2 separate regions of the Homo sapiens genome follow, and region 2 is linked to region 1. A link is an interaction called in ENCODE POLR2A ChIA-PET data of the cell type or tissue named here. Cell type or tissue: PC-9. All regions are shown on one strand. Region 1 overlaps AKR1A1 (aldo-keto reductase family 1 member A1). Region 2 overlaps MAST2 (microtubule associated serine/threonine kinase 2).

The links. ChIA-PET counts read pairs that join two places held together with the same protein. Peaks named below come from ENCODE experiments on the same cell type or tissue, not always from the same donor. Only the 100,000 strongest peaks of a DNase experiment are listed, where the experiment ranks them.
Region 2: POLR2A ChIA-PET joins it to region 1 with 10 read pairs; 2 of 35 experiments call an interaction of 5 or more read pairs at or near these places.

What each region holds. Positions count from the first base shown.
Region 1 is chr1:45,555,678-45,560,677 of GRCh38, reverse strand. All of the region lies in intron 1 of AKR1A1 (aldo-keto reductase family 1 member A1), which reads right to left. Among named protein-coding and RNA genes, the nearest start is that of AKR1A1, 7.4 kb to the right of the region's middle. RefSeq lists enhancers at 3,135-3,880, 3,881-4,627. In PC-9, no CTCF peak of the experiment used is centred here; DNase peaks (open chromatin) are centred at 3,067 and 3,769.
Region 2 is chr1:45,842,625-45,847,624 of GRCh38, reverse strand. All of the region lies in intron 3 of MAST2 (microtubule associated serine/threonine kinase 2), which reads right to left. It also overlaps the pseudogene TMA16P2. Among named protein-coding and RNA genes, the nearest start is that of MAST2, 42 kb to the right of the region's middle. In PC-9, a CTCF peak has its summit at 3,856 (motif pointing right); no DNase peak of the experiment used is centred here.

The DNA.
Region 1 (5,000 bases):
TGCTGGTAGGCCCGAGTGGGCTCCTGCAAGGGAGGTAAAGGGAGTCCTAAAAAAGGAACTCTTTTTTAGACTCAGGGTCTGGTTCTGTCTCCTAGGTTGGAGAACAGTGGTGTGATCATGGCTCACTGCAGCCTTGAACTCCTAAGCTCAAGTGATATTCCTGCCTCACCCTTCCAAGTAGCTGGGACTACAGGCCTGTGCCAGCACACCTGGATGTTTTTAAACTTTTTTAGAGATGGTTCTGGCTAGGTTGCCCAGGCTGGTCTTGAACTTCTGACCTCAAGCTATCCAGCCACTTCAGCACCCTGAGTTGCTGGGATTACAGGTATGAGCCACCATATCCAGATCTTTAATTTTTTAGTTGAGAAAATAGGCTCAAAGAAGTGAAGTTAGACCGGGCGCTGTGCCTCACACCTGTAATACAAGCACATAGGAAGGCCAAGGCAGGCAAATCACTTGAGGTCAAAAGTTAGAGACCAGCCTGGCCAACAGAGTGAAACCCCATTTCTACCAAAAAATACAAAAATTAGCTAGGCGTGGTGGCATGCACCTGTAGTCCCAGCTATGGAGGCTGAGGCGGGAGAATCGTTTGAACCCGGGAGGCGGAGGTTGCAGTGAGCCAAGATTGCGCCACTGCACTCCAGCCTGGGCGACACAGCCAGACTCCATCTCAAAAAAAAAAAAAAGTGAAGTTATTTGCTCCAAATCAACAGCTAAGAAGTGGCAAAACTGGCTGGGCACAGTGGCTCACGCCTGTAATCCCAGCACTTTGGGAGGTTGAGGTGGGCGGATCACAAGGTCAAGAGATCGAGACCAGCCCTGGTCAACATAGCGAAACCCCGTCTCTACTAAAAATAGAAAAATTAGCCGGGCATGGTGGCGGGTGCCTATAATCCCAGCTACTTACTTGGGAGGCTGAGGCAGGAGAATTGCTTGAACCCGGGAGGCGGAGGTTGCAGTGAGCTGAGATCATGCCACTGCACTCCAGCCTGGGTGACAGAGGGAGACTCCGTCTCAAAAAAAAAAAAAAAAAAAAAAAAAAAGAAAAGAAAAGAGAAAAGAAGTGGCAAAACCAAGGATCTAAGGAGGAGCTAATGGAAAAAAGGCAAATAAACACAGACCTATAAAAAGATACTCATGGTAGACACAAGTATGATGTACTACAGAAAAGGGCAAGGACAAAGAAATATTGACACTGGTTTTTAAGAATTCCCAAGAGTTAAGGGGAAGAACTCTTTCCAGGAAAGGAAACTATACACATGACTTCAGTGCAGCAGAAAAGTAACTAATTACAGATACAAGTAAATTTCCAACCAAACAAAGCAGGTAACTGGAGCCTCCCCCTCTGGAAAGCTATGCAAATAAGAGGTCACCAAATGGCCCAAGAATACTCGTTTTGTCAGTAAATTGAATGTTCCAACTCTTGTGCTAAACCCAAGAGAAAAATGTATTTAAATATTTAAACTGCCTTCCTTCAGTTTATGGTCTTGTAATGGGAACAGGTGATATCAGTACACTGTGATAAGAGCTTTGATCAAATTCTGCACAAGAGCTGCACAAGGGTGGCAAGAAAAGGGTAACCTTGCTAGGATGGCTTCTTGGAGGAATCTCTTCCTGAGTCAAGTCCTAAAGAATAACTGAACAGGAGCTATTCAAGTGAAAGAAAAGGAGAGAGAATGTTCACACCAAGAGCCAATGAGGTAGATACAACCTTTTCCCTTGATCTCATCAGTACCATGAATATCACTCTTGGGATTGATTTAATTGCCAACAATATCTTTATAAATATAATCTTAGTTTCCAGGTTCTAAAAGGATGTAGGATAGAGCAAGTAATAAGACAAGCTGTGGCCAGGAGTGGTGGCTCACACCTGTAATCCTAGCACTCTGGAAGGCCGATGCGACGGATCACCTGAGGTCAGGGTATTACCAGCCTGGCCAACATGGCGAAACCCCATCTTTACTGAAAATACAAAAATTAGGCCGGGTTTGGTGGCTTACACCTGTAATCCCAGCACTTTGGGAGGCCGAGGAGGGCAGATCACGAGGTCAGGAGTTCGAGACCAGCCTGACCAACATGGTGAAACCCCGTCTCTCCTAAAAATACAAAAATTAGCCGGGCATGGTGGCACATGCCTGTGGTCCCAGATACTCAGAAGGCTGAGACAGGAGGAATCGCTTGAACTCGGGAGGTGGAGGTTGCAGTGAGCCGAGATTGAGCCACTGCACTCCGGCTTGGGTGACAGAGCAAGACTCCATCTCAAAAAAAAAAAAAAAAAAAAATTAGCTGGGCGTGGTGGCACATGCCTGTAATCTCAGCTACTTGGGAGGCCAAGACATGAGAATCACCTGAACCCGGGAGGCGGAGGTTGCAGTGAGCTGATATAGTGCCACTGCACTCCAGTCTGGGTAACAGAGCGAGACCCTGTCTCAAAAAATAATAATAATAATAAGACAAGTTGAGGCTGGGTACAGTGGCTAACGTCTGTAACCCCAGCACTTTGGGAGGCCGAGGCAGGCAGATCACTTAAGACTTGAGGTCAGGAGTTCGAGACCAGCCTGGCCAACAAGGCGAAACCCCCTCTCTACTAAAAATACAAAAATTAGCTGGACATGGTGGTGCACACCTTAATCCCAGCTACTCGGGTGGCTGAGGCAGGAGAATCGCTTGAACCCAGGAGGCAGAGGTTGCAGTGAGCTGAGATCATGCCACTGCACTCCAGCCTGGGATACAGAGTGAGGCTCCATCTCAAAAAAAAAAAAAAAGACAAGTTGTGAGTAAAGCCAGTACACCAACACTGTCTTTCCTAATACTTCTGACCCAGGAAGAATTTTATAGTCTAGTTTAAGTTGGTTTTGGAAACCACTCTTTTCTGCTAAAACAAAATCAAAACTTCAATCTGAGTGTCAAACCACAAGCTACCAGGGCAATGCTCTTTATAATCAAATTTCCAAGGGATCAAGCAAGCAAGTCTGGACTTGACAAGAGGAACCTGGTGGCCTGCTGCCACCAGGGTCTAAGGCAGGTTTCCTGGGCTTAATGCCCAATGACCTGTTGGCCTCTCGCAGATTACCCAGCACGCATGAGAAGGCTCTGAAATTACACCTGGGGTGAGAGCTTGAACAACACCCTGGCTTAAGGGGAAAAGGAAGAAGAAACCTGAATCTTGCTTCTCCCTTTCTTTTGCTGGTGAAACTGAACACCGAAAAGGCTGAGGCTTGGGGAACAGGGATGAAAGATGGAGGAGATCTGCAAAGAACAAGAGCTCCCTAGGGAAGAATGAAGGTGCCACATAGATGTTTTTCTCTAGGACAGAAAATCATCCTCGGCCAGCTCTTGACTTCCTCATCTTCTGCTTGATACAACTGCTTTCCAGCCTAGCTGTGCGTGAACAGATTCCAGACTCTGAGCTTGTCAGGAACTGCCTATCTGGACCTTTGGCAGCATTCAGAAACCCTCATGTTATCTTTTTTATTTTTATTTTTTTGAGATAGAGTTTCATTCTTGTCACCCAGGCTGGGGTGCAATGGCGCGATCTTGGCTCACTGCAACCTCCACCTCCTGGGTTCAAGCGATTCTCCTGCCTCAGCCTCCCCAGTAGCTGGGATTACAGGCATGTGCCACCACGCCCAGCTAATTTTTGTATTATTAGTAGAGACAGGGTTTCACCATGTTGGCCAGGCTGGTCTTGAACTCCTGACCTCAGGTGATCCACCAGTCTCAGCTTTTCAAAGTGCTGGGATTACAGGCATGAGTCACTGTGCCCAGCCTATCTTTTACTTTATTTATTTATTTTGTTTGAGATGGAGTTTCACTCTTCTTGCCCAGGCTGGAGGGCAATGACGCAATCTTGGCTCACCACAACCTCCACCTCCCAGGTTCAAGCGATTCTCCTGCCTCAGCCTCCCGAGTAGCTGGGACTACAGGCGCCCGCCACCACGCTCGGCTAATTTTTGTATTTTTAGTACAGACGGGGTTTCACTGTATTGGCCAGGCTGGTCTCGAACTCCTGACCTTGTGATCCACCCACCTCGGCCTCCCAAAGTGCTGGGATTACAGGCGTGAGCCACTGCGCCCGGCTATCCTTTTTTTCTTTTAAGACGGAGTCTTGCTCCGTCACCCAGGCTGGAGTACAGTGGCACGATCTTGGCTCACTGCAACCTCCACTTCCCAGGTTCAAGTGATTCTCTTGCCTCAGACTCCAGAGTAGCTGGGATTACAGGCGCCCACCACCACACCTGGCTAATTTTTTGTATTTTTAGTAGAGACGGGGTTTCACCATGTTGGGTAGGCTTGTCTCAAACTCCTGACCTCAAGCAATCCACCCACCTCGGCCCAATGTGCTGGGATTACAGGCGCGAGCCGCCGCGCCCGGCGGAAACCTTCATGTTATATTCAAGTGTAAAAGAGAGATGTGTGGGTTGAGTGGGGAGGAGGGTATTATCAGGAATCAGGTTTTATTATTTCCAATTCAATGCCTAGGTTCCTTCCCTCTGTTGAATTCTTTCTTTCTCAAAGGGCTCTACAGTTGCTGCCTGGCTGCAGGGAAGTAGAAGACACAGGAAAAAAAGGAAACAATATCTACATGAGTGTTTCCTAGCTGCATGGGCCTCTCCTCTGGCTCCCACATATGCTGGTGTGGGAGGCAAAGGAAAGGTCCCTTCAGGGTTTTCTCCTCAATCTTCTCATTCCCTAGTTGAGTTCATGTCTTCGGTTATCGCCTTAGGCCTTGATTCTTCTCACCCCACTTCTGTATATTCAACGCCCTCTGGACCTCTCCACTAGTATGTATAGGCATCTGAGATTCGCCATGTCCAAAACTGTACTCATCAAATCCAGCAGTAGAGTACAGAGGAAACAGTTTAGGCTGTGGGGCTACGCAGACCTGGGTTTGAATCTCAGTTCTGATATTTTCAAGAGATACTATATCTAAAGCACCTTGCACAGGGCCTAACCCATGCTCTTCTTTCTGTATAGTCATCCCGTGGTATCCACAGGAG
Region 2 (5,000 bases), 290 kb before region 1:
CCGCGAGGACGTCACTATACCTAAAGCACCAAAGGGAAAAAGTGCAGGATGGGAAAAAAAGTCATTCATCCATATAGTAGAAAAGCAGCTCAAATTATGAGAGAGGCCCACAAATAAGAAAAAAAGGAAAAATTGAAGAATGAAAAGGCCTTGTGTTTCAATCTTATTGGTGAAAAACTGCAATGGTTTCAAAATCATCTTGATCCCCCCCAAAAAAAGATATTCAAACAAAGATGCTTGTGAACTAACTGAAAGGTACTTAAATTAAATTGATTTAGCAGTGAGTTGGAGCAGATTGAGTTACATAACAGTATCAGGGACAAGCAGGACAGGCAGCACTGTTCCCAGGACACCATCATCAAGCAGACGATGGAGCGGGAGGGACAGCAGTATAAAGGATGTGGCTTTGAGATTCCAGACATTCTAAATGCAAGTAATCTGAAAACATTTAGGGAATGGGACTTTGATCTGAAGAAATTGCCAAATATTAAAATGAGAAAAATCTGTGCTAATGATGCAATTCCCAAGAAGTGCAAGAGGAAAACTATTATAACTACAGACCAAGATTTAGTGGAATTGGAACTAAACGATGAATCAAATGACTCAGAAGAGGAAATGACTGGATTAGCCTAATCATCTTCACTTGAATTCAAAATAAATAATTTGAGAGCTTCAAATTATATTCATTGATTATGGTACATAATCATCAAGATACAAGAATTTGATGTTGACATTCTCTTATATGATGAGAGTTTCATTTGCAGTTTCAAAAATGGTGTTATTAATTTTTTTTTTTTTTTAAGACGGAGTCTTGCACTGTCACCTGGGCTGGAGTGCAGTGGCATCATCTCGGCTCACTGCAACCTCTGCCTCCCAGGTTCAAGCAATTCTCCTGCCTCAGCCTCCCAGGTAGCTAGGATTACAGGTACCCGCCACCACGCCCAGCTAATTTGTTTTGTGTTTTTTTAGTAGAGACTGGGTTTCACCATGTTGGCCAGGCTGGTCTTGAACTTCTGACCTCGTGATTCACCTGCCTCGGACTCCCAAAGTGCTGGGATTACAGGTATGAGCCACCGCACCTGGCCTATGATATTTATTTTAAAATGAAGATTGCTTTTCATTTATATTAAGTTGCTAAAATAGATAGACGTGATCTGCAAAAGTTGTTTAATCTTTTTCATCTAAATTTCAGGCCGGGGGGAGCAATATAACTAAGGACAGAAAATGTTTTGATTTTCTTGTATATTTATGATCATCTAATTTCACATTTTGTGAAACGGACAGTAACCTGTTTCCTAAAAGATTCCTGTCACTACTTTTTGAGCTGTGATAACAGCAAAATTGTCTTTCAGTAATAATATCAAATTAATCCTTCTTTAAACATTAAACCTATTTTCTTTTTTTTTACAACATAAGGGAAAATGTGATAAAAAATTTGTATACACTGGTGGATTATAGATTATTATTTATCTTTTGAACCAGAGTTAAATGGTTAAAAAAAAAATCAGTGATGATTGTTATGTTGATCTCCCACAATTAATTTATCTTTTGAAACGGGATAAAGAGGCCAGGCACAGTGGCTCATGCCTGTAATCCCAGCACTTTGGGAGGCCGAGGCGGGCAGATCACAAGGTCAGGAGTTCGAGACCACCCTGGCTAACACAGTGAAACCCCGTCTCTACTAAAAATGCAAAAAACTAGCCGGGCATGGTGGTGGGCACCTGTAGTCCCAGCTACTCAGGAGGCTGAGGTGGGAAAATGGCGTGAACCCAGGAGGCAGAGCTTGCAGTGAGCCGAGATCGCACCGCTGCACTCCAGCCTGGGCGACAGAGACACTCCGTCTCAAAAAAGGAAAAAGAGGATAAAGAATTTCAGTTTAGCTCCTTTTAATTGTATATTATTTTTTGCTTTTTTATTGTGAAAAGTGACAGGTTTTATTTGTGGAGAGAGAACTAAAGATTAGAGACCCAGTGATTTTAATTATGTTACTTTTTCTTCTAAGAGATAAATTAAATTGACATGTAATTCAGCATTTTCAGCATCATGAAAAACATAAATGTTGTACAATGTTTTTCCTAAAAAACTTGTTAAATACAAGTATCCTTAATATGTTTTTAAAAGAGCACAATGCAGGTGTATTTGAGTCTCTTCAAGAAAATAATAAAAACATTAATGCTGTATTAGGTTAACTGGATATCAACTAAGTCTTGTTAACAGTTTAAAGTATCATAACTTTTTTTAACCTCTGAAAATTAAAAATAAAATTTATTTCTGCAATTTCAAAAAAGAAAAAGGAAAAAAACAAAAAGACTAGCACTGATATTTTTTGTATAAGAGTAAAAACAAAACCTGCTCTTATAACTTTTTACTAGTGGTTTAATAATGCCGTTCTCCTTGACATATATGACACCTTACCAAAAACTTGCATAAACGTTCTCCCATGTATTCTAACCATCAACAAATTCAGTAAGATCTCTTTCTGTAACCTCAACTGCTATGGTATGAATGTGTTCCCCAAAATCCATGTGCTGGAAATTTAATTTCCAATGCAACAGTGGTGGGAGATTTGGCCTTTTGAGAGGTGTTTAAGTCATGAAAGCTCTGTTCTCATGAATGGATTAATGTCACTATAAAAAGGGCTTACAGGAATGGATTTCTTCTCTATTGCCCTTCCACCTTCTGCCACGTGAGGAAACACCAAGAAAGCCCTCATCAGATGCTGGTACCTTGATCTTGGGCTTCTGAGCCCCAAGAACTCTAAGAAATAAACCTTGATTCCTTATAAATTACCCAGTTTCGAGTATTCTGTCATAGCAGCACAAAACGGACGAACAAACCAATCAACCAACAAATTTATCTAAAAAAATTTTTTATTTTAAATGCCTTTTAAAAATTTAGATGCTTGGCAGGTGCAGTGGCTCACAACTGTAATCCCGATAGTTTGAAGTCTGAGGCAGGATTGCTTGAGCCCAGGGGTTCGAGACCAAACTGGGAAACACTGTAAAATCCCACCTCTACAAAAAGTTTAAAAATAAAAATTAAGCTGGCCGCGGTGGCTCACACCTATAATCTCAGCACTTTGGGAAGCCGAGGCAGGTGGATCACTTGAGGCCAGGAGTTTGGGACCAGCCTGGCCAACATGGTGAAACACCATCTCTACTAAAAATACAAAAAATTAGCTGGGCATGGTGGCAGGCGCCTGTAATCCCAGCTACTCAGGAAACTGAAGCAGGAGAATCACTTGAACCTGGGAGTCGGAGGTTGCAGTGAGTCACTGCACTCCAGCCTGGGCAGCAAGAGTGAAACTCTGTCTCAAAAAATAAATAAATAAAAGTTTAAAAATAAATAAAAATAAAAATTAGCCAGGCATCGTGGCCCATGCCTGTAGTCCCAACTACTCAGGAGGCTGAGGCAGGAGAATCACTTGACCCTAGCAGGTTGACACTGCGGTGAGCCAAGGTTGCACCACTGCACTCCAGCCTGGGTGACAGAGCAAGATCCTGTCTCAAAAACAAAAACAAAAAAAAGTAAGGCTGTCTATAATTTTTGTAAGACAAATTCAAGATAAGAAAAAAATTTGACGTCACTATTTTTAAGGTATCTTAAATTCTTTACAAATTAACACAAAAGAGATGATAAAAATGCTTAACTATTCAAGATGAAATTCAGCTCCGAATTTGTTCAGGCAAAGTATTTAATGTGTTCTTTTACTTCTCTCTTAAGGATGCTCTTGAGAGTAAGCTAAGACTGCCAATATACTGCTCAAGTCTCATGAAATTTCAAAACTTTTATTTTAAAACCTCTTAACATTACTCATATACCCTTCAAAAGACACTAGATGGCATTAGAAACAAGTTCCTCTTACAAAAAGAAAAACTAAGAGTGAAAAGGACAGCAATTCTCAAGTGAATGCACTTTATCTAAACTCCTACAGTTCTTATCTAAGTTGAATACTTCACTGTCTAACATTATCTATCCTTTCACATGTAATTTTTTCATGTTCCCCTACATTCCTTTTATTTCTCTTTACTCTCTCCCATGGTGATTTAATCCACAGCTTCCAAGTCCACATCTATAGCCCTAAACTGCTGTACTTTACTCTGGACATCTAACTCTTGAAAGGATACCTAAAAAGTGATATCCACATGCAAAAAAATAAACTCTTGCCTCACACTGAATATAAAAACTGACTCAAAATGGGTCGATGAAGTAAATATAAGAAGTAAAACCATAAAATTCATAGAAGAAAACACAGAAGTAAATCATGACCTTGGAGCTGGCAATGGATTCTTAGATATGAAACCAAAAGCATAAGCAATAACAGAAAAACACAGATAAGTTAGACTTCATCAAGGGCATTTTTAAACTTCAAAGGACATTACCAACAAACTAAAAAGACAACACACAGAACAGGAAAAAAATTTGGAAATCATATAACTAAGGGTCTAATACCCAGAATATATAACAAACTTAAAACAACAAAAAAATTCAATTAAAAAAAATGGGCAAAGGACTTGTATAGACATTTTTCCAAAGAAGATATATAAATGGTCAAAAAACACATGAAAAGATGCTCAACATCATTAGTCATTACAGAACTACAAATCAAAACCACAATGAGGTACCACTTCATACTCACCAGGATAGTATAACTAAACAATAATTTTTTAAATGGAATATAACAAGTTGACAAAGATATAGAGAAACTGAAACCTTCAGTACATTGCTAGTGGAACTGTAAAATGGTAAGCTATTACAGAAAACAGTTTGGTTATTCCTCAAAAAGTTGAATTACCGTATTTCTTTGTGATTCCACCCCAGGTATATCCCCAAAAGAACTGAAGACAGGTACTCAAGTACATGTATACATATAGTTCATAGCAGCACTATTCACAGTATCCAAAAGGTGGAAACAGCCCAGTGTCCATCAATGGATAAAAAGTTGTGTTGGACACATACAACGAGATATTATTCAACCAAAAGAAGGAATAAAGTACCAA